2 separate regions of the Mus musculus genome follow, and region 1 is linked to region 2. The links are chromatin loops, found by intact Hi-C in ENCODE. Cell type or tissue: heart. All regions are shown on one strand. Each heading gives the region's core, and the rest is flanking DNA. Links, peaks and the distances in the headings are about the cores only. Region 1 overlaps Gpnmb (glycoprotein (transmembrane) nmb). Region 2 overlaps Tra2a (transformer 2 alpha).

Region 1 (15,670 bases), core at 4,067-12,066, 190 kb before region 2:
GAACTAACAGGGTTTGAAGGCTCGGGGGCCTACAGCTGGGGTTCATGGATTGCTGTCCTGGAGGATGAATGTCAGGTCTGGTGTCTGAAAAGGAGCACTTCCCGGTTTGTGAAAGGCCACCCCCTTGCTCGTCCTCACATGGCAGAAGAGACAAGGTGGCTCCCTGAGGTCTCTCCATAAGGGCACTGACCACATCCTCAACAGAGGTTTCACCCCCTCACACGAAACTTAGTTAGGATTTCAGCCCAGCGAACAGTCTATGGCAGAATGGTTTCCTCTGGTTTCTGTGGCATGTTGACACTTCTCTCTGGTGGCTGTTTTGCTAGAGGGGATCCTGGAAGTCAGCATCATGCAGATAGCAGATGTCCCCATGCCCACACCGCAGCCTGCCAACTCCCTGATGGACTTCACTGTGACCTGCAAAGGGGCGTAAGTACAGGCTCGTGACAGAGGAAGGCTAAGTGAGGTCTGAATAAAGGGCTGACCACTAAATCCTTCTGAAGAGGATTTAGACGCCTAAGTATTAGAAACCTCAGATGAGCTGTGTATAGGAGACAGGTGCTTGTCTCTAATCCCAGTCGTCATGAGGGGCTAAGTAAGGCAGGAGACCACGGCTGTATAGTGAGCCTTTCTCTCAATAAATAAATAAATAATAAAATAAATAAATGGGGGGTGGGCATGGTAGAGGGCATCCTAGCATATGAGAAGCCCTGGGTTGGATCCCCATCACTACATAAAGCAGGCATGGACTGCATGCCTGTAATCACAGTACCTAAAGGTGGAGGCTGGACAGTCAGGGACTTAAGGCCATCTTTAACTACATGGTAAGTTTGAAGCCGACCTAACTATATGAGTCCCTGTCTTTAAAAAAGAAAAAGAAAAAAAGAAAGGAAATGCAGAGAGAGAGGAAATGAAAGAAAAGTAAAAGCCCTGCTTAAAATTGTTATTGCATAGTGTCCTGTGTCTATAATCCTAGCACTCAAGAAGCTGAGGCAGGAAGATCACCAGTGCCAGGCCAACAGTGTGAAACCCTGTTTCAAAAATATCACCTCCCCTCCAACTTTGCATTCTTTTCTCCCTCCTGTGATCTATGTGCCCTCACCCCTGTCTCATGTCACAGCACCCCCATGGAAGCCTGTACGATCATCTCCGACCCCACCTGCCAGATCGCCCAGAACCGGGTCTGCAGCCCTGTGGCTGTGGATGGGCTGTGCCTGCTGTCTGTGAGAAGAGCCTTCAATGGGTCTGGCACCTACTGTGTGAATTTCACTCTGGGAGATGATGCAAGCCTGGCCCTCACCAGCACCCTGATCTCTATCCCTGGCAAAGGTGAGGTTTGTTTATAACCTTATGAATGTTTCCTATGGCAGAAGTATACACCCTCGAAGGCTTCACTCGCAGTGTTTATCTCATGGCCAGGTTCTTTGAACCATCACGTGTGCAGTCTGGCTGTCGTTGACTGAGTTGTCACTATGTGGCTTAGGTATGCAGTAACTCACAACAACGTCTACCAGGGCTGTAGCACTGAGAATGAGGTGGAGAGAGCATCTTGCCCTTACAGGTCAGGGCACACTGGCACCTGCCAGAGAGCTGGGGAGGATGTGGGGGGAGAAAGCCACAACGGGGCAGCCAGAGGCTGGGAACATTTCCGTCTCCTGACCTCCGGGAGCTGTGTAGCTAAGGCTGCCCCAGCCCTGTGCCTTTCAGAATTACCTTTAAAATCTTAGCTTGTTCCACATTGTTCCCCTGTACTGGCAAACTGCAGGTTTCCTGTGTGGGCTGTTTTTGTTGTAGTGAGTGACTGAGATCTGAAGGAAGGAGGCTGAGATGGAACATAACAGTGGGGCGCTTTCTTGGCATGAGTGAGCCAACAAGACCAGGCTTCTAATCCAGCATCTTAAGAAAAGAAAAAAAAAACAGGAAACTGGGAGGTGTGGTGTGGGACACATGCCTACCTCCCAGTACTCACGAAATTGATACAGGAGGGTCGCAAGTACAAGTCCAACTCGGGTATAGCACATAACAAAACCTGAGAGAGAGAGAGAGAGAGAGAGAGAGAGAGAGAGAGAGAGAGAGAGAGTGTGTGTTAGTTCAGTCAGTCAAGTGCTTACCTTGCAAGCATGAGAACCAGAGTTCAGATCCCCAGAACCCCCACAAAAAGCCAGGAGTGGTGATGTGCACCTGAAATCCCAACAATGGTAAGATGGGAGGTGGAGACAGACAGACTCCTGGAAGCTCACTCACCGTTCAGTCTAACACACTTGACCAATTTCCAAACCAAAGAGAAAGCCATTCTCAAACAAAAAGAGGAATGACACCCATGGTTTTCCTTTATCTCCACATGTTCACAAGTGCACCCACACCCACACAACCCCCCACACACAACCATGCACACATACAATCATACACACATGCAACCATGCACACACACAACCATTTACACACAACTATGCACACACACAACCATGCACACACGCAATCATGCACACACATGCAACCATACACACACATGCAACCATGCACCCACACAGAGCAGTAAGGAGAAAAGTCAGAAAAAGAAACAAACAAACAAAAAACCCAAAACCAAAACAAAAAACAAAAACAAACAAACAAACGAACGAAAAACCTGTAATCCAGTGAGTGTTCTAACTTATTAACTCAAATTTCAAAATCAGAATTTCAGAAATAGAGAACTCAACCGAAAACTCACTGATATTTAGCTGAAATTCTCTTTATTGATTGATAGTCACTAAGCTGTCTGCTTCATGCTCAGCACAGAGCTCTGCACAAGACAGAAGTCACTGACTAAGGAACAAAACAGGGAGGACCCCTGCTTCCCTGAGCAGTAACAGATGTTATAGGAAAACGTTTAGACCAATTCAATTTCACAGTTTGTTTAAGCACCAAACTGAGCAACACTGGAGTCAGAAGTGGCCCAGACCAGATCCCATTGACAGCTCCCCAAACTGGCTGTCAGAACCTAGGAGCAACCATTGCTGACTGCTAATTGAGGCCTGGAGTCAATCAATTAAGCTGCTTATGGTTGACTGAAACTTAATTGTTTTTTGTTTTAAAGGATTTGGGGTGTGGGTGTGTGCATGTGTGTGTGTGTGTGTGTGTGTGTGTGCTCTCAAGATCGTGTGCACATGTATGTGCATACAGGTGCCCACAGAGGCCAGGGGAGGCTGTCGAAGGACCTGGATCTGGATTTACAGTTGGTTGTGAACATCTAGACATGATTACTCAAAGAACTCAGATCCTCTGCAAAAGCAACTGTGCCCTTGACTGCTGAGCCAACCTCCCAGCTTCTTGGCTGTTGGTTTTTGATGTTACTTGGGGTTTTTGTTTGTTTATTTTTTGAGATTTTTTTTTTCTTTTTTGGTTTTTCGAGACAGGGTTTCTCTGTGTAGCCCTGGCTGTCCTGGAACTCACTCTGTAGACCAGGCTGGCCTCGAACTCAGAAATCCACCTGCCTCTGCCTCCCAAGTGCTGGGATTAAAGGCGTCTGCCACCACTGCCCGGCTTTTTGAGATGTTTTAAATTTTATTTTATGTGTGTGTGTATTTTGCCTGCATAGACATCTGTGTACCACACTGGTACAGTTCCTGTAGAGTCCAGAAGAGGGCATCAGATCCCCTTGAAACTGGGTTATTGTGCTGCCATGTGGGTGCTGGGAATTGACCCCAAGTCCTCTGAAGAGCAGTTAGTGCTCATATGCACTGAACCATCTCTCCAGCCCCTTGTTTTTTGTTTTGAGTGTGTATGTGTGTATGTGTGTGTGTGTGAGTGTGTGTATGTGTGTGTGTGAGTGTGTGTGAGTGAGTGTGTGTATGTGTGTGTGAGTGTGTGTGTGAGTGTGTGTGTGAGTGTGTGTGTGAGTATGTGTGTGTGTGAGTGTGTGTGTGAGTGTGTGTGTGAGTGTGTGTGTGTGAGTGTGTGTGTGAGTATGTGTGTGTGAGTATGTGTGTGTGTGTGTGTTTGTGAGTGTGTGGGGTGGTGGTGGTGTTGCTTACCTATGAATTTGTCAGTTAGGTCCCAACTCAAAATATATAATCAGACTTATTTTAAACCCAGGCAAGAAACAAATTAACAAGATGGTATCTTGAAGAGAAAAAAAAAAACAGTCAGAGGAAGGAGAGGAGGGAGCTTGGAGTGGAGGTGAAGGCAGTGGTTAGAGCCCTAGACAGGGTGTGGGACAAGTCTTGCTGTTCTGTAATACCATCTTGGTAGAGGGCCTCCTGGGAACTAAGACCTAAACATAAACAGTGAAATCACACCAAGGCTACTGTTAGAGTCTTTGAAGTTTCATTCTGTAAGCAAGGGTGAGGCATTCACCTGTGAGAAGATCTTATCATCACATGATGGAAAGACAATTGTAATCGGTAAAGAGGACCTTCTAGGAGGGGTCTGGAGGACCAGATGGTGACAGTGGCAGAGCAGAGGCAGCTCGGATGACCAGATATGCTTTGGGATGGAGACAGAACTGGCTGGTTACAGAGGAGAAAGAAGACAAAGTGTCTGCCTTTGTGGTCATTGGTACAGATGAGACGAGGGAAGGAATAAGACACAATGTGACCCAGGCCTAGGAAGAGGCAGGCAGGGTAGTGACAGAGGAGAGATGGTTCCCTCTGAAACGCTCGAGGGCACAGGGCGACTGAGGAAACCTGAGAGAAGCCAGGGAAGGGCTGTCCCAGCAGGGGCTGTGCACGGTTCACAGAATTTCAGAGGTTTTAGGACAGGGGCAAGCACAGAGCCTGAGATGAGGCCAGAGGCCAGCACAATGGAGTGTGAGAGCCTTTTAGCCCCTTGGTGTTGAAAGCAGTTGAAAGCGGTTGCTCGTTTATTCAATAGCATCACAAGCAGATGTCCTCCAACCATGGAGGAATGCAGCCTAACTCATGCAGTTTTCCTTCTGCTTTAAAGACCCAGACTCCCCTCTGAGAGCAGTGAATGGTGTCCTGATCTCCATCGGCTGCCTGGCTGTGCTTGTCACCATGGTTACCATCTTGCTGTACAAGTAAGTTTCTGATTTTAACACTTTACATCTCTATAGCAGATAGTCAAAAGCAAATAGCATTCGTCTGTATGAATGTGCCATTTTCCTTTCTTCCTTTTAAATATTATGTGTATGAGAGGAAATGTGGTCCATCGAACCACAAATACCAAACTGGGACCTATTAATTTTACTATGGCTTGGGATTTGTTTGTTTTAATCCTGAAAGTGCTACCAGATGTCAGTAACTTGACAAAATTGGTTTTTGTAATGTTTAACGAAATCTCAAAGTGAGTGCTTCTTGCTTGAAGAGAAAATAGCTATACTCTCCTGTGATGCTGGTGTGTTCCAAGCGACAGACTGGGTTGGGTGGAATTCGCTCTTTTGCACCTGTCATGAGAAACGCTATAGAAAGGAATTTAGTTCAGCTGAAGATATTTTTAAAGTCCTGTCCAACACATTGTTTTCAGAAAACACAAGGCGTACAAGCCAATAGGAAACTGCCCCAGGAACACGGTCAAGGGCAAGGGCCTGAGTGTTCTCCTCAGTCACGCGAAAGCCCCGTTCTTCCGAGGAGACCAGGAGAAGGATCCATTGCTCCAGGACAAGCCAAGGACACTCTAAGTCTTTGGCCTTCCCTCTGACCAGGAACCCACTCTTCTGTGCATGTATGTGAGCTGTGCAGAAGTATGTGGCTGGGAACTGTTGTTCTCTAAGGATTATTGTAAAATGTATATCGTGGCTTAGGGAGTGTGGTTAAATAGCATTTTAGAGAAGACATGGGAAGACTTAGTGTTTCTTCCCATCTGTATTGTGGTTTTTACACTGTTCGTGGGGTGGACACGCTGTGTCTGAAGGGGAGGTGGGGTCACTGCTACTTAAGGTCCTAGGTTAACTGGGGGAGATACCACAGATGCCTCAGCTTTCCACATAACATGGGCATGAACCCAGCTAATCACCACCTGAAGGCCATGCTTCATCTGCCTTCCAACTCACTGAGCATGCCTGAGCTCCTGACAAAATTATAATGGGCCCGGGCTTTGTGTATGGTGCGTGTGTGTACATATTCTACTCATTAAAAAGGCAGTCTAATAAGCTGTGTGATTATTATATTGGGGAGAAAATTTTCCCTGTGTAGTTCAGTGAACTACCCATCCATTCATTTATCCATGGACACTTATAAAGCATGTGGTGGGCTGCACTTGACCTATGAGACCTTGTCTATTCTATACCAGCAGACCCTTAATAGCAACCAAGTGAGATCTGAGAGTCCAGACTGTATCTACCTTGATGAAGGTAGACAACTGGATAAATATGATGGTATTATAGAATGACTGCTCATTTTTGAGGCATTGTGGAGGACCAACATTCAGTCTGGTACTTTGACACCCCCCCCCCCCACTAGGTGGCCTAGAAGCAAAAAGAAGCTTTTTGTTTGGAAATTGTCTCCAAAGAATGTAAAAATTGCTGACCACTTAGGACAGGGCCTCTCAGCCAGGAGTGTTTGGCAATGTTTGGAGAGATTTGTGGTTGTCAAAACTAGGGTGGGGTGCTACTGGCATCTAGTGGGGAGAGCCCAGGGCTGCTGAACACCCTGTGCCTGCGGGACAGCCCCACAGCCAAGGAGCCCAGAGCAACTGAAGGAGTCCTGGGCACAGGCATCCCAACAGCAGCCTTGTATCTGAACCGAGCCCTGACATCTAAAGCTTTGTGACCTAGTGACATGGCATGTTAGGAGTCTTTTCTGCCTCTGTCTCAGCTGTAGAAGGGGTATGCTGTCCCTCTCTGACTCACTTCACATGGCCGCTACTGCTCCTGATGGAAGAATGAGTGCAGGTACAGCCTTGTGTTACAGTCTCAGCCTGGGGACAGAAACACGTGAAGAAGCTTGATTGATTGATTGATTGATTGATTGATTGATTGATTGATTGATTGATTGATTTTTACATACTAAGGAGCCCGTTCACTAGTACCCAAAACAGGACATTGATTTCAGGTTGCTGCAGAATCCACAGACCGCTTAGACTCCACCCCATGGTTCCAAACACTGTCTTGTGGAGGTGGGACCCCATAATTTGGATTTCTGAGAAACCAACAGAGAATCCTTATTCTGCTGGTTCCAGGACAAGAATGAGCAAGGCTGGGCTTGGGATCACTTCCTTGCTCAGGTCAACAGGGGGCAGCAGAGAACAGCAGATACAGAACAGCCACCAAAGCGGCAGGTCCATGACTTTGTTTATCTAGCTTCATCTAAACAAATTTTAATCTAGTAGTAGGAAAGAAGTCTGAAATAGTAAATTGTGTCGATTTATATTTTCCAAGTGACCCTGGTAAGGGAACTGTCTGCAGAATGGAAGAAATAGCCTAAGAGACAGGGATGGCTTGATTGATGTTGGCTGAGAATTAAAACTTCTCACGAAAAGTACATGTGTATGTAACAAATTATTCCAGGAATTGCTTATTTCTAGGGCTTTTATAAATGTCTGCATCCTAAGCATCTCTGAGTAATTCACAAATATCTGTTTCCCTGGATTGAAATTCTCATAATCTGAAAATCCCATAGTTTGAAGGCGATGCACTCAAAGTACCCATCACACACAGAATGCACAGAACTCTTAAGCTCAAGTGACACAAAGAGCAGATGAAAAGACAGTCTTCCAGAGGATGAGGGTGACCTCCTTTGGGGGAACCCTAGTGGGGGAACAATTCTTTGAAAGTGTTTTGTTGATGTTTGTTGTTGTTGTTGTTGTTACTTGTTGGGTTGTTTGTTGCAGTTGTTTGTTGATGTTAGCTGTTTGTCTGTTGTTTGCTGTTTGTTTATTTGTTGTTGGTTGGCTGGTTGATGTTGAAGGAGGCTTCCAATGCTGCTGGAATAAATACCATGAAAATTCAAAGGTCTGCTTCCAGGGATCAACCGTTGCAGACTGATTTTGCTCATTTAATCATCTTTTATTGAATGCTAGGGTGGTTCTGGGTCTAGGAGAGAACGAAGAGATAATAAGAGACACAAAACTGAGTTTGTGGAGCTGGGATTCCAGACCAGCACAGTAAGCCACTGCTCATGTGGTCACTGCTGTGACTTCACTGACCTGGGTTCTGGCCCACCCACTGGCCTCAGCTTCACCTGCAAGGGCAACTTCTGTTTGTAGTCAATAGCCATCCCCTTTATCCTTAAGATTCTACAAGGAATCAGAGCTCTCCTATGGGCCCTGTGGTGGTTTGAATGAGAATGGCCCCACAGATTTATATATTTAAGTGCTTGGTCCCCAGTTGGTTTGAGAAGAGTTAGGAGGTGTGCCTTTGTTGGGAGAGGTGTGTTGCTGGGGGAGGGGTTCATTGCCAGGCCCAGTCTTGCTCTTTTTGCCTGCCTGCCTGTGGGTAAGGATGTAAGCTCTCCATCCCACGCCAGCCTGCCACCATGCTTCCTGCCACGATGAATATGGGCTAACCGTCTGAAACGGTAAGCAAGCCCCTAATGAAATGTTTTCTTTTATAAGTGTGTCTTTGGTCGTGGTGTCTCTGCACAGAGGTAGAACAGTAACTCGGGCAGGCCCTTTGCACTTGCATGGCTTTAGTACTTAGCCAGTTTTCAGTCTGTGCCTAACTTCCCCAGGCATCTCACAACGTCATCTACAAACCAAACTGCCCTTATACTACCAATGCAATCATGCTGTTCAATACAGCTACACGGATGCCAACACAAATATCAGCCCTTGAGTCCAGTCTTTACTTTGAGTGTATGCGTGAAACAAATTCTGCTTTCCTGAAAAGACAAGAGCTGTTGCTGAGCTCCACCCCCCTCCCCCCACCAGACAAGATCTCACTGTGTTACCTAGGCTAGCCCTAAACTCCAGGGCTTAGCTTTTGTGGCAGGAGGTTTCTGTGGTTGTGGAGACAACGGTAAACTCTGGCTTGGAACTGAACGAGTGTAGGAAAGTAGACAGGGCTAGAATGGGACAGCCTGTGTCATCATGCTGTCGCTAGCAAGATGCCCAGAGCCTGTCTCCCTCTCTGCCCCTCATCTGTCAAATGATGGAGAGGACAGGGAGGCCACTTCTGAGTCTTCAGGTTCTGACGCTCTTCTGTGGAAAATGGAGACAAAGTTAACCGTTTTTCCACAGAGCCGCTAGGAAGCTAATATACTCCACGTCAGGCAGATTTCAGTTCCCCTGCCAAAGCCATGCTTCTGCCCATAAGCAACGTATAGTTTTTATACTTCTAAATGGCTAGGGGAAAAAAATGAAGAGTCATAGTTGGGTTCCATCCCAGCACAGAAAGAAAAATAAGCAAAGAAAGCAGGGAGGGGAAGCAGAGCCATCCCAAATGATACAAAACAGTTATCTGAAATGCAGAGTTCAGTATGCGTAAGTAAAGATCTACTATTCTCTCTCTCCTCTTCCTCCCCTGCTCGCCCTCCTCTTTTCCACCATTTCTCTCTCCCTCCTCCCACCTCCTTCCCCTCCTTCTCCCCCTCCTCCCCCCATCCTCGTCCACCACCAGACAAGATCTCACTATGTTACCTAGGCCCTAAACTCCAGGGCTTAGTGGCTCAATAGTTTCCTCTCTTCCTCCCTTCGCCTCCAAGTAGACATACCTCAGTGCCTGGACAGCCACATTTCATTTATGTGCTCTCAGCTGCTGCTCAGCCATTACAGCAGCACAGCTGGGTAGCTCTGACACAGGAGCCTTCAACACCTGTATTTGCTGCCTGACCCTTTACTGACAGCCTGCCTATCTGTGACCTAGAGTAGTTCTCAGATCCAAACTATTAGGAAAACAAGAATTTTTCAGAAAACTTCAAGTCAATGCTTCTCTTCTCTCCTCTCTCTCCCTCTCCCCCTCCCATTCTCTCTGTGTATGTGTGTGTGTGTGTGTGTGTGTGTGAGAGAGAGAGAGAGAGAGAGAGAGAGAGACTGCTCAGAGGGCCAGAGAGCAGCAGATCCCCCTAGAACTGGAGTTACAGGCAGTTGTCAGCTGCCTGACGTGGGTGCTGGGAACCAAACTGGGTTCTTCTGCAAGGCAGTCACTTCTCCAGCACCTAAGAATCCTGTCAGGAGGAATCTGAATAAGGACTCACCAGCTTTCAACACTTGATTGAGCTGGCAGGAAACTAAAAGAGGATTCTTTCATGACCCTACCCCCACCCCCAAAAGACAACAGGAGAAAACCAGCACTGAGCCAGAGTTTTCTCAGGAGGGGCAAATAAACAGACAACCTGGGGGCCTTCAAGTGTGGATGCCAAGACTCAATTTTTGGGACTGCAGAAATGGCACAGTAGTTAAGAGCACTGGCTGCTCTTCCAGTTCAAGGAATGGGGTTCGATTCCCAGCACCCACATGGCAGCTCACAACTGCCTGTAACTCTAGTCCCAGCCCTCTTCTGGCCTCTGTGGTACACATATGTACATTCAGTCAAAACACACACACACACACACACACACAGAGAGAGAGAGAGAGAGAGAGAGAGAGAGACTCAGTCAGTCTTTGGGTTGAAGATCAGTAAATGAGGAAGCCTGGACAGAATGCAAGAAGCCCCATGAGCCCAACACTGCCAAAATGATTCTCCTGAATAAAGCCAGGATCCTTATTAATAACCTGGAATGAAACAGAGAAAACCCACACACAGGCAGCAGAGAGACCCACTTGGAAGCAGGGCATATGCTGGGGCCTACAGGGTCTAGAATTCCTAACCTGTGATCTCAAAACAAGAATTTACAGGGACTGGAGAGGTGGTTTTGCTGTTTAAGAGTGCCAACTGTTCCACCAGGAAACCCAAGTTCAGTTCCCATGTCAGGAAGTTCACAACTACCTCCTGGAACTCCAGCTCCAAGGAGCCTGGCATCCTGCTCTGGACTCTAAGGGCACTCAATGGATATGGGGTGAACATTTATACAAACATGTAAACACAAATAAGTTTTTAAAATGAACATAGGTTAACACAAAAAAATAAGAGCTAAACATCATGTTTAAAGTAGTTCTGGATGCATCTGTCTGCCTGCCTGGCAGAAGCCGTGTGAACTCTCTCTGCAGGAATGCCAAGCCACAGATAAAACCTCAAGAACATGGGCTCACAATTAAAAGCAACTCACTGAACACATGACAAATAATCCTTTATGAATGAGCCAAGAGAAGCAGGCTGGCAACTACTGCAGCAGATAATGGGCATAAAGCATGTCTCATCTGAGCATGGTGGCATAGACCCAGCCCAAGAGACTGAGGCAGGGTGGGGCGGGGCAGGGCAAGGCAGGGCAGAGCTCAAGAGTTCAAGGCCAGCCTGGGAATTATAGCAAGCCTTAGAATTTGAAAATAAAGTTGAGCCTACCTCATACATTTAGGAAGAGGAAGTTGAAAGAAACTGACAGACTGCTAACATAATGAAAGAAGCATCGTGGCATGGGGGCTTCCCCCGAAGAACTTTTAGAGATGAAAATTATAGCGCTAAAAGTTAAAAACAAATACAAATACAAACAAACAAAATCCATAATGTAAATTCAAATCATTATTCAATTTATGGCTAACCCTATCTAATTGATCTCTTTAGTCAATTTAATTTATTAAATCTATTGATTAACCTTGTGTATGTGTGTGCATGTATTTGTGTGTGTATGTGTATGTATTTGTGTATGTGTGTATGTGTTTGTGTGTGCTTGTGTGTGTATGTGTTTGTGTGTGCTTGTGTGTGTATGTGTTTGTGTGTGTGTTTGTATGTGTTTGTGTGTGTTTGTGTGTGTGTGTACTTCTGGGGTACATATTGCACATGTGGAGAATAGAAGGCAGCATTATGGAATTGGTTCTCTCTACCACCTTTACTTTCAGGGATCAATCCCAGGTCACAGAGAGTGCATTTACCTACTGAGCTCTGGTGGCCCTATTCACTTTAATATCTAAAGAAAATTCCAGAAGTTATAGCATTTTATCTAAAAAATATTTCAGTTTACTTTTCTATAAAACTAAGACCTTTTAACAAAATATACAATTATCTCATCACATATAAAGTAGTTAGTGAAAGAACCTAGTGGGGAAACCCCCACTCAACTCCCGATTCGGCGTGCACCCAAGAATCAGGAACAAACAGACCGTCTTGATGTAAATACACGAGGTAGTTTAATGGCGGAGCTCCGGGTCAAAACATATCTCCCGCAGGAGACAGTGGATTCGACCACGAGGCTTGGAAGCTAGGGGGTTTTATAGAAAAGGGGCTGGGGCTGGGGCTGGGGGTTTGACATGACTGGTCCATTTAAACATCAGCAGACTGTACATGCAGATAACATTTAACTTAGGTCAGAAGGGCGGGAGATAGGGAGCCGCCGGGCCAGTCCAGCATGTCATTCTCTTTATCTTTATGGCCAAGCAGCCTCAGGAATGTCTTAACACGGGCCTGCCCGAGCATGTCCTGGCCTGTTCTGTTCTCAGCCCCAGGTTTCAAAGCTCACAATCAACTCTTTGGGCTATTTGACATAAATTACATGAATCATAGATTTCAAGTTTTATTTTCTTTCATTAGCAGTCATTTTGTTCTAATAAAACATCCAGTTAATGCTCAGATTTTCTTGTGTAATAATTATTTTTGCATAATTTATTATTTCAAAATATTAGTAAAAATACAGTAGAAACTAGAAATCAGACCTTTAATTTCAATCCCCTCCTCCGCAGGGTAGATTTTGGGGTACATAATATTTTCCCTGATTCTGGGTAGTGGCCATGGAATTTCCCAAACAATCATAAGGGAAAACACCAGCCCTCTGTAGTGCGGGTGTTTAGCTAGGATGCTGGGTAAATAAGGTGTATTAAACCCATCCCATTTTTTAAACTTACTCTATGTTTAATTTACAATTGAGTTTTATTTAAATGTAGTTTATTTGGTCTATGTTCCATCATAATTCAAGGAGCATCCGACAATCACAGCTGCCATGATCTGAATTATGTGTCCCAAGACATCCGTGGATTTAAATGTGGAAGCTTTGAGGAGCTAATTAGGATTGTATGAGATCTCAAAAAGACAGGATCTGCAATGGCTGATGTCCTTCCAAGAAGAGGAAAACACCAAGTGAGAACAGGTTAAAAGGTGGCCATCTACAAGAGAGGCACCACCAGAAGCCAACTTGACACCACCTGGACCTTAGGTTTCTGGCCTCCATAACTAGAAGCACAGTAGTTCTGTTCTATAAGCCACTAAGTCTGTAGTCCTCTATTGCAACAACCCTAAAAGACGGATAGACAGCACACACAGGGAGCGATTCCCAGCCAGCGTTGTGTGCTCTACTCCTGAAACCTCAGCACTTGGGAGACAGAGGCAGGAGGATCAGGGTTAGTAGAGGAGGGCCATGCTCTACTACATAGGGAGTTGACGGTCAGCCTTGACTATGTGAACCATTGTCAGAAAAAGAAAGAAGGAGGGAAGGAGGGGAGAGAAAGAGGGGAGAAAAGGAAAAAAGAAAAGAAGGAAGTGAGTAGTAAGGACAGGGAAGAAAGCTAGATGTCTTTATCATAAATCATGCCTTAGGACTCACTACTGGGAACCTGAGGAACAGCTGCTTCCAGATGTTGGACAGTGGGTAGTATGGGTTATACTGGCTAAGAAAAGTGAGCCAGGCAGCCTAGAGCGGAGAGAGGAAGCCTTTACAGAACTAGCCACCTCCTGGGGACAGGGAGATAGATAGTCGGCAGAGTGGCATGCCATGAAAAAGGAAGCTCAGAGTCCTGGAGATGGTCACAGCATCTCGTCATTGCTTCAGCTCTTCTCTGTACTCGTACAGGTCAAAGCCACTGTCAGTGAACGTCTGCTGACTGTTCCTTCCCTGTGCTTCCCTGTGCTGTAGTTTTGTCCTCAGAACTAGACTGAATTTTTTTTTCCTGGTACCCTGTTGTTATTGCCTTTGGCATCAAATAGTAAAGTTCTTGCTACCAAGTCATAATGAACAGCTAGTGTTGAAATATTGCCTGTAGGCAGGTAGAGATCTAACTCAGGGCAAGCAATGACTCTAAAAGATCAGGGAATGCTGTGCCCAAGGCAAGTGTGGGGAATGGAGCTTGCACTTTGGTTTAAAAAAGTGGTTACAAAGAGATTGTAGAAGTACCTCCCCCAAAGGAGAACCTTCTGTGTGTGAGGTTCTGGTGTGTACTGTCAATTTTGGGATTTTGGTTTTGTTTTTGTTTTTTAAACAAAAACAAAAACAAAACAAAACCAACAGCCCCACCCAGGGATTCATCCTGTAAACAACCACCTAACCCAGACACTATTGCATGTGCCAGCAAGATTTTGCTGAAAGGACCCTGATATAGCTGTCTCTTGTGAGGCTATGCCAGTGCCTGGCAAATACAAAAATGGATGCTCTCAGTCATCTATTGGATGGAACACAGGGCCCCCAATGGAGGAGCTAGAGAAAGTACCCAAGGGCTGAAGGGGTCTGCAACCCTATAGGAGGAACAACACTATGAACTAACCAGTACCCCCAGAGCTGTGTTGCATATGTAGCAGAGGATGGCCTAGTCAGCCATCAGTGAGAGGAGAGGCCCTTGGTCTTGCAAAGATCATATGTCCCAGTACGGGGGAATGCCAGGGCCAGGAAGCGGGAGTGGGTGGGTTGGGGAGCAGAGCGGGAGGAGGGGGATGCGGGGGGGGGGGAGGGTATAGGGGACTTTTGGGATAGCATTTGAAATGTAAATGAAGAAAATATCTAATAAAAATAAAAAAAAACCCAAAGAAATACTATAAGAATATGTTTTCATTTTATTCCTAGATATGGGATATGGAGCTGCTTCAGACTGTACACAGCAGTTGACTATGATATGCCTTGTGCTCTGGCAGGGGCGCAAGTTTGCCAGCTGTAGATAGTTTCTGTGACTATGTGATGTCTGGAATTCTGACTTTTGAGAGGGTTTATAAATGCGAGAGCCCTGTGGGTTGGGGTAGCTGTGGTTGTTGGGTAGTTAGTTGGTTGGCTGTTTGGTTACTGTTAGTTGAAGTTTGTTAAGCGGGAGTGGGTGGGTAGGGGGGCAGGGCAGAGGGAGGGTATAGGGAACTTTCAGGATAGCATTTGAAATGTATATAAAGAAAATATCTAATAAAAATACATTAATTAGGGGCTGGTGAGATGGCTCAGTGGGTAAGAGCACCCGACTGCTCTTCCGAAGGTCCGGAGTTCAAATCCCAGCAACCACATGGTGGCTCACAACCATCCGTAACGAGATCTGACTCCCTCTTCTGGAGTGTCTGAAGACAGCTACAGTGTACTTACATATAATAAATAAATCTTTAAAAAAAAAATACATTAATTAATTTTAAAAAGTCTCCCAAACAAAAAAGCTCAGAACCAGATGGTTTTAATGCAAAATTCTACCAGACTTTCAAAGAAAAGTTAAAATCAATACTCCTCAAATTATTCCACAAAATAGAAACAGAAGAAACACTACCTAATTCATTCTATGAGGCCACAATCAAAGAAAGAGAACCTCAGACCAATCTCACTTATAAACACTGAAGCAAAAATAATTCTTAAAATATAAAAGTAATTCAATAAATAAATAAAAATTCTTAAAATTAAAAAATAATTCAATAAAATTCTTGCAAACCAAATCCAAGCACACATTAAAAACATCATTGTGATGGTTTGTATATTCTTGGGCCAGGGAGTGGCACCATTTGGAGGTGTGGCCTTGTTGGAATAGGTATGTCACT
Region 2 (15,670 bases), core at 2,481-10,480:
TTCTCTGCATCTTGATTAGTTGTGGATGGTTCTTTGTAATGGTCTTCACCTGTATTTTTTTTTTTTTTTTTTTTTTTTTTTTTGTGTTTTGAGACAGGGTTTCTCTGTGTAGCCCTGGCTGTCCTGGCACTCACTTTGTAGACCAGGCTGGCCTTGAACTCAGAAAGGCGGAGCCATGGAGGAACACTGTGTACTGACTTGCCCCCAGGGTTTGCTCAGTTTTTTTTCTTTCTTTCCTTCCTTCCTTTCCTTCCTGGTCACAGCTTCCCCTCCCTTCTCTCCTCCCAGTCTCTCCCTCACACACCCAACCCAACCTTCTTGCTCTTCTCAGGACATCCCATTGTTGTCAACCAGTCTTGGCATAGCAAGCTGTAGTAAGTCTAGGCACATCTTCTAAGGTTAGACAAGGCAGCCCAGTTAGGGGAAAGGGATCCAAAGGCGAGCAGTGTAGTCAGACAGCCCCTGTTCCTGGCTGAATTCCACATGAAGACCCAGCTGCACAACTGTTACATCTATGCAGAGGGCCTAGGTCCCTCCTACGCATGCTTGCTGGTGACCAGTTCAGTCTTTGTAGGTCCCTATGGGCCCTGGTTAGCTGAGTGTTTCCTCCCTCCCTCTCTCTTGAATGGGATTCCGAACTTGTTTGGTTCTGAGTCTCTGCATCAGTTTCTATGAGTTGGTGGGTGAAGTCTCTGATGAGTTATGCTAGTCTCCTGTCACCAAGCAAAGCAGAGTATCATTTAGTGTCAGGGGTGGGCTCCCTCCCATGGCATGGATCTCAAGCCAAGCCAGTCAGTTTGGTCCTTTCCTCAAATTCTGCTCCATTTCTTACCCTTGTGTAACTTATAGAACAAGTTCTGGGTCTTAGGTTTTGTGGCTGGGTTGGTCTCAATCCCATTGAAAGTTTTGCCTGGTTATGCTAAAAGTCTTGGGTTAGGGTCATCCTCATAGATTCCTGGGAGTTTCCATTGTTCTAACTCATCTCAGAGATGCACCTCTCTCCCAATTCAGTTCTCTCCATCCTACCTCATTCCTCATGTAACCAACCTCACTCACCCCTTTCCCCACCCCAATGTCTAATCTATTCCCCTTCTGAGATTCAAGTGTCCCCTATTGGGCCCTCCTTGTTGCTTGGCTTCTTTGGGTCTGTGTTTTGTAGCATGGTTATCCTATACTTGTAATTAATATCCATTTATAAGGGCTGGAGAGATGCATCAGTTGTTAAAGGCTATGCTCACATGTTTGGTTCCTACCACCTCCCTACAGTGGGAACTCTCCCACACCAATAATTGGTCAAGAAAAGACCCAAGGATGTTCAGCAACAAATAATCTCAGGGCTACATAAAGAAGAAACACACAAGGAATTGGAGAGTAGCTTGCAAAGCAAGTTTTGTAAAAAGGATGCTCCAGAACTCAAACCAAGCTAGCAAACAAACTTTTGAAGGATGTTTACTTGGTTTCTATTCTAATGCATGTCTTTTCCTCATTGGCTGGGTCTTACCCTAAAATCCTTCGAGATTGGCACAAACTTGTGCTCAAGGTGGTTTTTCTGTCTCTAGAGTTTGGTACACACACATAGCATTCCTTTTAAAGCAGGTCTTTCTATCTATCTACTTTACCTACCTACTACTTACTCTATCTATCTATCTATCTATCTATCTATCTATCTATCTATCTATCTATCTATCTATCTATCTATCATCTATCGTGTGCTAGAACTAGTAGACCAGGCTAGTTTCAAACTCAAGAAATTCACACCTATCTCTGCCTCCACATGCTGGAATAAAATCATACTTTTGGCTCACATTACACACACACACACACACACACACACACACACACACACACACACACACACACAGTCTTAGGAAAAGGTGGGGAAATTAGTAAGTCAACTTAAGATGGGCAAAATTTTATATAAAATATATTGCAGGAATGTGAGGAAAATTAGACTGGTTTCTACTGGGCTGGAGAGACAAGAGTGTTTGCTCTTCCAGAGCCCCATTCTACTCCCAAGCACCCACATAGTGGCTCACAACTGTTAACAGGCCAAGAGCTAAGATACCCTTTTCTAGCTCCCAAGGCAGGCACTGCCTATGCACACACTACACATATATACATGCAAGCAAAACACTCAATCATAAAACAAAAAACGGCTTTTAATCCAGTTATATTTCCCACTGTTATCAAATAAAGAGACAATCCCATTTTCAAATTAACTTTTATTTGAAATTACTCTTCCCCACATGTATTTTAGGATCCTATACAATAACCCATGTAACCAATGTCCCAATACCAAAATTTCTAACAGCAAGTTATACAATTGTTCTAGTTAATAAATAAAGGTTGTCCTTCAGTGATTAAGGGAATACTTAAGTTTCTGTAAATTTAACATAAAAATCACACTTTAAGTTTATAAGGTTTAACATGTAAATTCAAATACAACATGTCTTATAGGAATTACAAGCTTTTAATTTCTAAAAGGTGACTTAATTCTTAGGTTCAAAGTTATATTCTTCAAAAGAAATGTCCCACATTTTCTCCTAGAGCTTCAAACATTCTACACTCAACTATTCAACTGCTCCATGCCACTCCAGACAAAGCTGGCATGACTGACCTACTTAAAGTGTTATTTACCTTCCCCAAGAAGATTAAAAAGCAGTTTATCATACCACAGATTTCTAATGTCTACCACAATATCCATCAGAAAAAGTTTTCAAAAGATGGTTTCTGTCCTCAAATAAGAAGTCAATCCTCTGTAAAGGCAAAGAAGAACCACAAAGCAGAACCCGGGCTCCCTTTCACTCAGGATGTTCACTACTGAAAAGACAATTACACCTTTAGAGTATAACAAAGGGTGGAAACAGCAACACAACTGGTCAGGCAGAGATTAAATAAACCAGGTTGTTTGGTTTTGGTTTAAAGGACTAGGAAGCATGGAAGCTTGGGAATCCAAAATCAAAAAGAAGAAAAAGCAAAGTCCTCGGGCACAATCACTCCAGTATCAATAGCGTCCTGAAATAGAACAAAGAGAATTAATTACAGTCTGACTGGTCTAATATCTTCCCAATATTAACAGCAACCACATATCCCAAAGTACACCACTGCTTAGAAAGATGGTTTCAATTCTACAGAAGTAAAATTTACATACTTGGACTATAGGAACGGGATCTCGATCGTGACCTGTAGCGACTGTAGTAAGGAGAGGGCGACCTTCTTCTGTAAGAAATGAGAGCTGAATTAGTACATCACATAACCACAGTCAGGTGAAAACAAAACAAAACAAAAAAAAAAAAACCCTAGCCATTAGAGTAGTGCAGGTTTTTAATCTCAATACTTGGAAGACAGTATCTGTTAATGAGGCCAGGCTGGTTTGCACAGCCAGTTCTAAGCCAGTCAGGGCTACATAATTGAGGCCATGTCTTCAAAACAAATAAACCAACCAAAAACTCAACAGTACTAAGGATTGAGCCCAGGAACATAATACTGGAGAATCATAGTTCCACTGAGTGACACACTCAGCTCTAAAATCTACTCCAGCTCCTGCCTACCCCACCCGAAAATATATAAAAAAAAATCACCAACCACGTTGACAGGTTGGGCTTAAATGATCCTATCTTTGTTTCTCAAACAACCGGCACCACCCAGCTACCAGACCTGGCTCAAACATCCAGTTTTTTGTTCATACATATTCAACATTAAAGTGCTAAATAATGCTACTATTTTGCAAAGTATATATATCCCAAATTAAAATATTACCTGTACCGGTAATCATAATCTTCGTATCTGTCATAGCCTCGATCATATCCTCTATCGTAGTAAGAATCTCGTCGTCTACCACCGCCACCACCTCCTCCTCCGCCACCTCCTCCTCCGCCACCTCCACCACCGCTGCTACAGAAAAATGAAGGGGGAAAGGTTATTATCCAGATCATTTCATACTGGGACAAGAGAGAGGAGAAGGAACCTCCCCTTGCAATGCAAATGCCCTCACACACCTCACTTTGCCAATGCCTATGGTGTTCGATTCACAGAACTCTCTGGAGAGATGGCTCAGCAGTTAAGAGTACCTGCTACTCTTACCTGTTTGGTTTTTAGCACTCACTCACGGAGGCTCACAACATCTGGCTATTCTAGCTCCAGGGGAGCTGACACCATTTTTCAGCCTCCAAGGCTTCTATGTGCTTGTGTATACCCTCTCCAACACAGATTTAAAAACCAAACTAAGTGCATCACTTTAGTCCCAGCACTTGGGAGGCAGAGGTAGGAGGATCTCTGTGAGTTTGAGGCCAGCCAGTCTACAAAGTAAGTTCTAGGACAACCAAGGCTCTGTAGAGACACTGTCTTTTAAAAGGAAGAAAAACTGAAAGAAGACATTAACAGCATGTAAAGTAGCTAAAACTACATCTAAGAATACCTGAAGACAAGGAAGAAATAGCAAGTGTAGAGGCTGGAAAGATGGGCCAGTGGGAAAAGGCACTTGCTGCTAAGGCTGATAGGTCTGAGTTCCACCTATGGAACCTACGAGGATGGATAGAACCAAACTCTGCAAGCCTATGTCCCCTTCCTAAGATAAATATTTAAGTAAACAAACCCTGAGCACTGGAGAGAATGACTCCACTAAAACTGTGTCAGGATCCAGATCCGATGTGTTACAACCTTTAGAGGTGAATTTAAATCCAGCCCTCTTTCTTCACGTGTTCCAAATAAGGGACACTGTTTAAAGCCTGGCCTCTGCCTCCTTTGTATTCTTTACAAGGACTGGAGCCAAACCACTGTGCCCAGCAAAGAACACACACAGATTTCCTTCACTTGAAGTATATGCATAAAATAAACGTAATTTAAGTATGTTCTAATTTGGGTCCTATGTGGGACAGCAAATGTTTTAAACTGATGAGCCATCTTTCTAGTTCCTGCAAATGAATATATGCTGACAAAAATAAAATGATACAGAAGGGAGGGGGGTGTAGATGTTTTCAATTCCCTAGTCAAATTCTGACATGCATTATTACATTTCTAGAGTGTAGTTTAATCTTAAAATAACTGGCTTTATTTGCTTGGCAGCCTGGGACCTACACCCAAGCCCTGAATCTGCTAGGCACGTACTCTACCCCTATAAAACCCAATCTTACTGAGTTGGTCTGCCCATGTAAATGCCTGGTGTGGGTGTGTGCGCTCTCTTGGTGATAGAATAATCCACACGGATTCTTCTACCGTCCAGCTCCATCCCATTTGCTCTCTCCATAGCCTACAAGAGAAAAAGAAAGCAATTAATAACTCACTAATCTTGAAGCCATTTTTAGCTAAAATTAAGCATGAAGTATTCATAATCCAAATGAATCTACCTTTGAAAATAGCATAGTTAATGCACTTTGTATTAACATCTTAGATATACAGAAGAGTGAACTAAGCTTTAACCTTTTAACTTTTGTTTATAACCTCAGCTGCTCACCTTAAGACTAGATTATCACTGTCACCATGAGTGACTTGGGAATTATAGCAGTCCTTCTGCCTCATACTGGAATTACGGGTATGCACCACCATGCCCTCCCTAACTTTCCTCTATTCTTGCTCTTCAGCTTGTAATTCAATATTTGTTGGTAAAACTAAGTAGCCAAAAAACGATTTAAGGGGATGCAAACAATTGTAACAGTTTGTACCCCTTTGTTTAAAATGAACAAGTCTAAGCCAATACTGCCCCCTAGTGATTTCCAAGTGTAAAGGGACATAGCCTGTCTGTGCTTGAGCTAATCCCACTGGGGGGATGGGGAGGAAGGATGCAATGATAACAATTCTTTTCTCCCATTTTTGTCCCTATTCTGCCTGCCTGGATTGATGGCTGTAGCCATCCTCTACCTACCTACCCACCTGGATCTATTTTTGTCGATCTATCTCCCAAGTGGTGGGACTATAGTCACATTATATACCAAGCCTGGCTCATATCCTAACTGAAATAAGGTAAAAATCTTTCATCTCAGCATCAAGAGGTAGAGGTAGGCAGATCTCCATGAGTTTGAGGACAGCCAGTGAATCACTGATATTGTGACTTAAAAACAGGAATAAGGAAGTCCCAAATACACACTAGTAAAAAAATAAATGTTCTAATAACTGAGAAATTAGTCTGCCTACTAGATAATAAATGTACAAACTAAGAATCATATACAATCATCTGGGCTTATTAATTCTACGGTCTGGGGTCATCCAGTCCACTACAGGATTCATCCAAGTGCTCTTTCAGCCCCAGCTCGCTCTCAGCGTTCGTTACACATATGACATGTGCCAGCACACTAGCATGCTAAATATCCTCACACCTCCAAACGCCATTATCAGGTACTATTTTTAAAATAGGCACTAATTTTCATTATGATCATGTTTGAATTACAGAGCAGAATAACAAATACATTAAAAAGTTAGAAAAGCCACTTCTGCACCTGTACATGGGGAATTAGGCTAAAATTAGATTAATTTAAACATGAATATGGGCTTATTAAAAAAAAAAAACTTATATACCCGGGCGGTGGTGGTGCACACCTTTAATCCCAGCACTCGGGAGGCAGAGGCAGGCGGATTTCTGAGTTCGAGGCCAGCCTGAGCTCCAGGACAGCCAGGGCTACACAGAGAAACCCTGTCTCAAAAAAACAAAAAAACCAAAAAACAAAAAAAAAAAAACAAAAAAAACCCCAAACCCTTATACACTGTAGTTTTATTACATGTATATGAGTATACTGTAGCTGTACAGATGGTCGTGAGCCATCATGTGGTTGCTGGAAATTGAACTCTGCTCTGGCCCCATTGCACCGGCCCAAAGATTTATTATTATATGTAAGTACACTGTAGCTGTCTTCAGACACCCCAGAAGAGGGCATCAGATCTCATTATGGGTAGTTGTGAGCCACCATGTGGTTGCTGGGATTTGAACCCAGGACCTTCGGAAGAGCAGTTGGTGTTCTTAACCACTGAGACATCTCTCCAGCCCACACTGTAGTTTTTAACATTAACTTATATAATTCACTTCATAAGGTCAGATTTCAATCAGCATGTAATTATACCAGCATAAACTGAAAAGCAAAACTTTTTAACTGTAACACTGTGAGAGAGTTCCAATCAGGTCACAGAATCTGAAGGCATATTTACAGAAATGTAGATTAATAGAACTCTGACAGTAATGCTATTACTAATTAGAAATTACATACTACTACTACTACTAGTAATACTTTATCATTATGCATACCAAAAAATTTTAAATGAAAATTGTAAAACCAGATTTACCTCCTTAGAGTCATCTATTCTCTCAAAATACACAAAAGCAAATCCACGTGACCTCCCAGTTCGCTGATCATAAACTACATTAACACCACTCAGAGGTCCATATCGAGAAAACACTTCACGAAGATCTCTCTCTGTTGTGTACAAACTGAGGCCAAATACTCCCAAGCAAGTGTTGGGATCTGGGTTTGCCTGTTGAGTAAAGGAGGAGTTAAATTTTAATTAGCACTCAATACGTAAGATCAAAACACATGAAGATCTTTTTTGGAACACAGTTTATAGCTATCTATAGCCTGCACAAAAACATCCCCACACCCTAGTCTAGCCCAGCAATTTTCAGGAAGTACCCAAAGAATTCATCTTTCGCCCCCCTAATTCTTCAATGCTTACACAACTTGTTCTCTTTTTTTTTTTTTCAGGGTTTCTCTGTAGCCCTGGCTGGCCTCGAACTCAGAAATCCGCCTGCCTCTGCCTCCCAAGTGCCAGGATTAAAGACGTACGCCACCACGCTCGGCTACAACTCGTTTTCACTTTTACCAGTAACCTCAGTGCTGGGATTAGCCATGCAGCACATATCCTATGCTATGTGATGCTGAAGGTTGAAGCCAGGGCCTCATTCACAACAGACAAGCGCTCTTCCAATTCCGTTACATTCCCAGCCCTCTACTTTCATTCTTGCAAAGATTTTAGGAGCTGACAAGATGGCTCAATGGTTAAGGGTACTTGCTGCTCTTGCAAGGGATCCCATTTCAGTTCCCAGTACCCAGATGGTGGCTTACAACCACTATAACTCTGCTTTCAGGGGATCCAACACCTTCTGACCTCCCCAGGCAAACATGGTGCACATAAAAGCAGGCACTCACAAACACAGAACAAAAAACAAAAACAAAAAACCAACACCTCTTTTTCCACGCATCTGTCCGTGTGCATGCAGAGATGCCAGATGGGACAACAGATCCCAACCCACTCCTATGGCAAAGCAGGTCAGTGCTCTTAGCCACTGAGCTGTATGTAATTCCTATCACCACTTCCATTCTGTAACAGGGTATCTATCCTCTGAATGTTTCCAGGATCCAGATTTAAATACTGACACACGTCTACCATGCTTGTCAGTATCACTGGCTTCATGTAGAAGCATAGCAGATCAAGAACTTTAGACCAAAGCAACCTGGTTGAAACCTGGACTCTGTCACCTATTTTCTAAAAAACAGATTTATGCACTGTGTGCATATATGGACACACTTATGCTATGAAACACATTCAGAGGTCAGGACAACTCTTTATACAATGTAGACTCTAGTTTAAGCTCAGGTCATCAGGACTGGCAGCCAAGTGCCCTGATCCACTTCCTGGGCTTTCTTGCTGGTCCCTTAGCCAACTACTAAATAAACTAAAACAAAACACTTCAGTGTCCCATATCCAAACAACCTGTCACACAAAGATGTTAAGAATACACATGTTAAAAGAAGAGAGCTACTTAAGAGAGATCAGTACAGAGAGAGCAGGCAGTTTTATTGGGACAGTTGTACAAAGATAGGTTACAAAGAGAGAACAAGCTAGACACAGATGAAAACAGAACAAGCCAGAGACTGAGGAGCCAGCAGATTAGAACAGATTGCCAGAGTTAGTATGGGGTCAAGCAGAGCAATTCAGTCAGAGTTGCAAGAAGCCAGTTTGAATCAGTGTGCAGGAGCAGCCAGCCAGAAAGAACTAGAAGGGGGAGCTTATTCAGCAGCAAGTCTCAGAGGCTGAAGACATTCTAGGCTTAAATAAGATTGACAAAGGCCAGAAGTTTTTCATAAAAAGCAAGGTATTTTGCCACGACTACACATTCAGGAAAGAGAAAACCCAATTTCCATTAACTCTTCTTATACACATACCCTGCTTCCAGTATGCCTTCTGCGATTAGACATTGGAGAGTGACTCCGGCTCCTCCGCCGCCTATACTCGGGTGTATAGGACCTACTCCGAGATCGTCTCCTATGAGAGTGTGACCTGGATCGAGTGTAGCGTCTATGCGAATGCCTCCTTGACCTTGACCTTTGAAAGAAATAAACTTAGGTAAAATACTGGATCACAGGGCTGGAGAGATAGCTCAGCAGTAAGAGTATTTATTGGTCTCCAAAAAGACTCAGGTTTGATTTTTAGCATGGCTCATAACCATCTATATAATTCTAGTTCTAGGGGGATGACTCTTTGTTCTGGTCTCTGAAGGCACTGCATGCTTGTGGTACACATATATAGACATAAAACATAATTTTAAAAAAGAGAAAAAGAAGAAAGAATACTTTTAGTAAGTAATCAGATCAGGGGCTGGAGAGATGGCTCAGCGGTTAAGAGCACTGACTGCTGCTCTTCCAAGTTCAATTCCCAGCAACCACATAGTGGCTCGCAACCATGTATAATAGGATCTGATGCCCTCTGCTGGTCTGTCTGGAGACAGTGACAGTGTACTCATAAATATAGTTTACTACATAAAATAAACAATTCTTAAGAAAAAAGTACTAAATCAAATTCCCTCTACACTCTAGATTGCATACAAATATGACTTTTTTTTTAGCTCTCTGTCATTTTGTTATGTGCCAACAACTGAGATGTTTCAATGCCTCCTTTGACCTGGGAAAATATTTTTAAAAGATCTTTTGGTGGTTAGAGATGGCTTCCTTGTTCAGGATGCACACTGCACTCGCAGAGGACCGAACTTTGGTTTTCAACACAACTCTCTGTAAGGAATTCGATCCTCTTTTAAACAACATGGGCACCTGCTTGTGCACACACACAGACCCTTATTTTTACTTATGTGTATGTATACACGTTTGTAAACACCTGGCAGAAGTGGATTGCAGGTGTAACTCCTGATGGTAGTTACAGGTGGTTGGTTGTAAGCTGCCAAACGTGTTCCGAGAACCAAAATCAAATTCAGGTCTTCTGGAAAACCAGCAAACATTCTTAGCCACTGTGCCATCTCTCTTGCCCATATTTTTTTTTTCCTCGAGACAGGGTTTCTCTGTGTACCCCTGGCTGTCCTGGAACTCACTTTGTAGACCAGGCTGGCCTCGAAATCAGAAATCTGCCTGCCTCTGCCTCCTAGTGCTGGGATTAAGGTGTGCACCACCACGCCCAGCTCCCATATTGTGATTTTTTAAAAATTCCTATTTAGTCCATTCACTCTCATTTCACCTCCCATTAAAACATGAAACTTCCATTAAACTTGAAAGACACACACAGAGAGAGAGAGAGAGTAGAGCATGATGGCACATGACTTTAATCAGGGATAACAGCTAATAGATATGCTAAGGAAGGTCTCTAAAGGTCTGAGCAGATGGTGAACTTTCTGTGTGAAATACAGCTAAACGGAGCCCTTACAGGGAGAGAGCAGTTTACAAAGTTTAGGCTTACCTGGACTTTGATCTTGATCGAGAATGGGATTCAGAATGTTTGGACACCCGTGATGGACTACGAGATCCTGACCTGCTCTCTGATTTTACACGAGCAGGAGTTCCCGTTGGAGATTTTGACTGAGAGCGAGACTCCTAACAAAGAAGACAGTATTACAAATGGCACTGGTCATGCAGATGCCTAACACCTAACATTTAAAGTACCGTAATTATTTATATTGATTGCTCCTGAAAAACAAATGGTTAGGCAACACCCTCCAGAAAAAAATTTCAGCTCATTAATATCCCATTGTTAATACTGCTAACTGTCCTCAATAATTCCCTACTTGAACCAGATCATCAATTTTCTATTAACTAAGTAATCATGCAAATTCATCTACAACTTGATCATACAGACACTGGAACATAAACCATACATTTACTTAACCTAGGACCCATTCATTCTTCCAGATTCTTTTAATTCTACTTCACTCTTGCTTTCTACTTCTCTTCATTCTTCATTGAGTTTTTCATTTTTCATACTTCGTGTATTCTTCCCCAATTCAAACAATTCAAAATAGCCTTAAAAAAATATTCAAGTGCTTCTATCTGACCAATCTTCTGTTCAATTTTTTCCCCCATTCAATTTTAATTTTCTGATCTTTAATACTTTTCATTAGCCTTCTTTTATCTTGATTTATCTTCCACATTCTTGGAAAAAACTCTTCAATTTCTTCACGAACATTAACCTTAATGGAAAAAGAACATTTAGTATATTTAAGCACGTGGGGATTATAAAACTCTGCTGGAGTTCAGAATGTTATCTACCAAATGGGAAGGCCAGCAGGTAAAGTGCAAATAACTAGTTTATTTAAAAATAAATTAAAAAAAAAAAACAAATTTTATAGTATTTAAAAATGTTCAAAAGTGTAGTCTAACAGAATTTACTGAATTTCTCTAAAGTTTTTAACCATTCTCTTTACCCTCCTCCCCTTTCATGTTCCATCCTAGTCCCTAATTTTAATATAAATATGTAATTCAAACATAAACTGCAACTCCCCCACCTAAATATTCATTTTCCACTATTTTATAGGCTAAAGGCTCTTACTGATCTTAGAATTAACTTTCAATAAGCCAAACTAAGAAATTCAGGCACTGCTGAAGCAAAGCATCCCAGGCCAAAATAGCTGTGTCCATCATCTGAACTCATGACAGCACACATGCCAGAAATCAGAGACATAACAAATAGCAACATTACACCTCCCCCCAATTTTGACTACCAACTTCACTTATTCTGATTAACCAGAAAGATGTGTTTTGAAGCAAGCATAGAGAAACTAAAAGGAAAGAACAAAGTTTCCAACAGCCCTTACTTCAGTTTATAAATTCCTGAAATACATGCTATTCCTGTCTTATGAGACACAATTGCATTTAAGAACTCAGGATGGACTATACAGTTCACAGAAATCCTCCGCTCTAATACCACTTAAATACCACCGGGTACAAATAAAAAAATGTGTACCATGATGGTTGCCCTTGACTTTTGCTTTTGCACTTAATGCACATTTGTACTCCTTGCAGGGGCATCTTATCTCTTGACAAGAAACATAAATCTCCTTCATTACAAATTGGTTTCTGAAAAACTTCTATGTAAAAAAGTTACCAAATAACTTATAACTGACAAGAAAGCATGGTAACTTGACTGATATGAGACCTATACAACCAAAATAGAAACCAAGATTTGGTTTCTCCAAACAATTGATAATGGAATCTTACAAAAGTATATATTCATACCAGTTTTCATTTATGCAGTAAGATATCCCACATCTTCTGCCTTTATCTCCCAAGTATACATTGGCATGCACAACCAAACTTGGCCTTATGCAATGCTGGGATTTAACCAGAGCCTAGTGCTAGGTAAGCACCCTATCAATTGAGCTATATCCCTGGACCCCTCTCTTAGTTTAATATCAAAAGATTTACCTAACAAGAACTCCACCCATTATTTTCCTGGTCAGTGATGTTTCCATTTAGTTACCCAGTGTTAAGTCTTTTATATCTTAGACTCAGATGCCTAGACAGAAGCCTGGGGCAACATATTACTTACAGAAAAAGAAAATTATTAATGTTGCTTGTAACTGAAGCAAGGGGCTGGCTCAAAATCTGAACCAAAGACAATGATTCTCTGTTACCTTTTCTTTCTATAAAACAGACCCTCTAGGTGGCTCAGGTTAAGAGCACTGGCTGCCCTTCCAGAGGACCAGGATTTAATCCCCAGCACCCACATGGCAGCTCACAACTGTCTGTAACTCCAGGATCTGACATCCTCACACAGACTAAGTGCAGGCAAAACACCAATGTACATTTAAAACAAATTTTAGTAAGCTGGGCAGTGGTGGCGGACGCCTTTAATCCCTGCACTTGGGAGGCAGAGACAGGCAGATTTCTGAGTTCGAGGCCAGCCTGGTCTACAAAGTGAGTTCCAGGACAGCTAGGGCCATACAGAGAAACCCTGTCTTGAAAAACCAAAAAAATAAAAAAATAAACAAAAACCAACAACAAAGGCCCTCAGGTATATCATTTGTTTTTGCTGCTGTGAAAAGCAGTGGTCACAACAGTGTCTGGGTAAGCACCACAGCCTTTGTTGTACAATTAGGCATTAGGAGGTCTTGCTCTGAGATACTATAAAGTGTTAGCTTTATGGTTAAAAAAAAAAATCCTAAAATAAAGCATAAATTTATTCTTAAATGATTAATAAACCCTTTATCGTGACAAAAATTTAATGGCCCAGATACATTTTTTTAATTTCCAAGTTTCTCCTCATTAAGTATTGTTACTGAAAAATGACTTCTTTCAAAATGTCAATTTAATTAGTATTTTGTGGACAAAGAGCAACTTGTTAAGAGTTCATCGGTACTCAAAATTCAGGCTATGAGGTATAGCAGGAAATGCCTTCTTACTCACTGAGCTATCTTATTGGCCTCCAAAATCTCTTCTGGAGACTTAAATAACTCAGTAATTTTTTTTTCTTTTAATTTAAACTTCAGTCCCAGATCTTGAGTAGCAACAAAATATCACTGCATAGCAGAATGTCTTTTAAAAATAAAACATTTTGAAGGTGTTCTCTTCAGTGCTAGAACCCACAACTGTTCCACGCTAAGTAAGCACTCTAACACTGATCTAGACATCCAGTTCAAAAGCATTATTTTGACAAGCATGTGTGACAGCTGACTAATTTTAAATTAAAAAAAAATCATTAAGACTATTTAGAATTTGGGGACCTAAATTACAACAAAGAAAAAAAAATGCTGGAAAGAGTTGGTCATCTGTCTTGTCCCACTAGACTAACCAGCTCTTAAAGCTGTCTCATTGAAGGGATGTTAACAATTCCTTATTATCCTGGCTACAATATTCAACAACCCTTTACAATATGCTGCCCAGCTGAATAAAACATGTAAAAGGACTCACATTGACCCATATCAGATTATAAAGAAAACACTACATAGGCTTCAATCTACCTTAGATATTAAAACCAGAAAGAGGTCAGGCAGAAAGCTAAGCACTGCTCAAACAGGCTTTGGTATTTGCTATGTGGACAAATTGTTACAGAACATTCACAAGTAATAGGATGCTCAGTAAACTGTAGATGTAAAATACATAGGCTCAGTGTTTAATACTAAGTAAATGGAAGCAAGTTTATATACAGTGTATGTATATAAATGTATGTACATCATGTGAAACAAACTTCCTGTTATTTCCCTAGTACTTTATAAAGTAGGAATTTCCATAAAAATAAACTAGTGAATTTAAATCATATGCCAAAAAGAAAGATAATGTACTTTGGCTGCCCAAATACCGCACTTACTCTGTTTAATCAGTCTACAAGTAGAGACCCTTTTTGCTTTCTTTCTCTGGGGACAATGGAGCAGATCTTTTTTTTTTTTTTTTTAAAGATTTATTTATTTATTATATGTAAGTACACTGTAGCTGTCTTCAGACACTCCAGAAGAGGGAGTCAGATCTTGTTACGGATGGTTGTGAGCCACCATGTGGTTGCTGGGATTTGAACTCTGGACCTTCGGAAGAGCAGTCGGGTGCTCTAACCCACTGAGCCATCTCACCAGCCCGGAGCAGATCTTTATTAGAAGTTGGGCTAATAAAGCAAACATTTCCAGTCTCAAACCAAGTTGCTACTAGAAGCACCTCTAGAAAACCAAAGTATGTATTGTTTAAAATTTCAAATAACTTCATTTCATTTAAGATCATCCTTGTCAGATGCACTAGGATGTCAATATGGTCTCCATAAAGGCTTGTGGATAACTCTAACATACGTCTGTATATTCTCTAGAGTTTGGAATAATTTTGAAAACTTTTATCATAAATGCCTTAGTAACTGTTAGTCAACCTCATAACTGTGGCATGAGTTTATATCTGTAAACTTTATAATCTTTTGGTAAAAAATTTAAATGATGCCATAACCCTGTCAGCTTATGTGTTTTGATCAGATGCTATGTTCAAAAAGCTGGTATAAAAATGATTTCAAATGTTTAGGGCTTGGGATGTAGCTCAGTTTGAGAGCTTTCCTAACATTCAAGAAGCTGAGTTGATGCCCATGAGTCATTTTTCTCCTATCAGACCTGCTTACCAACGCCTCCAATGAAAGCAATAGACTGTAGACAGAAGTCTATGTGCAGCTCACACCTCCTACTGGCCTTCCACCCTCCTAGTATTTAACAACAACCTCTTACTCAATGTGACTGTTACTATTTTTTCACTTGTACTTCGGTTCTACTTGTCTTCACTCTGCGTAGAGAAAGTGATTGTAATGCCTGAACATCAACTGAAAATATCAAACATTTTTAGTCAGCCAGGTTCAATGAAACTACTATGCTGATTATGTCAATTTAATTTTGTCATACTAAGTTATCAAACAGTTCTCTTGAATTAGTTATGCACCACCATGCCTAGCTCTTCTCACATAAATCTATAAAGATACAGCAATGTACTATGTAGAGTTACAGGCATGG

What was found. Peaks named below come from ENCODE experiments on the same cell type or tissue, not always from the same donor. Only the 100,000 strongest peaks of a DNase experiment are listed, where the experiment ranks them.
Region 1: it touches region 2 in a loop (3.0-fold over the local background); 12 of 42 quality-filtered maps call a loop at or near these places.

The regions. Positions count from the first base shown.
Region 1 is chr6:49,050,698-49,066,367 of GRCm38, forward strand. It overlaps Gpnmb (glycoprotein (transmembrane) nmb), which reads left to right. Exons shown (of 11, transcript NM_053110.4): 8 at 327-429; 9 at 1,121-1,329; 10 at 4,924-5,017; 11 at 5,464-7,485. The coding sequence ends at 5,617. Among named protein-coding and RNA genes, the nearest start is that of Malsu1, 15 kb to the right of the region's middle. In heart, for the core only: a CTCF peak has its summit at 7,168 (motif pointing right); no DNase peak of the experiment used is centred there.
Region 2 is chr6:49,241,717-49,257,386 of GRCm38, forward strand. It overlaps Tra2a (transformer 2 alpha), which reads right to left. Exons shown (of 8, transcript NM_198102.2): 2 at 10,666-10,799; 3 at 9,147-9,306; 4 at 7,270-7,458; 5 at 5,133-5,248; 6 at 3,760-3,894; 7 at 3,152-3,219; 8 at 2,205-3,015. The coding sequence ends at 3,005. Among named protein-coding and RNA genes, the nearest start is that of Tra2a, 14 kb to the right of the region's middle. In heart, for the core only: CTCF peaks have their summits at 5,706 (motif pointing left) and 9,691 (motif pointing left); no DNase peak of the experiment used is centred there.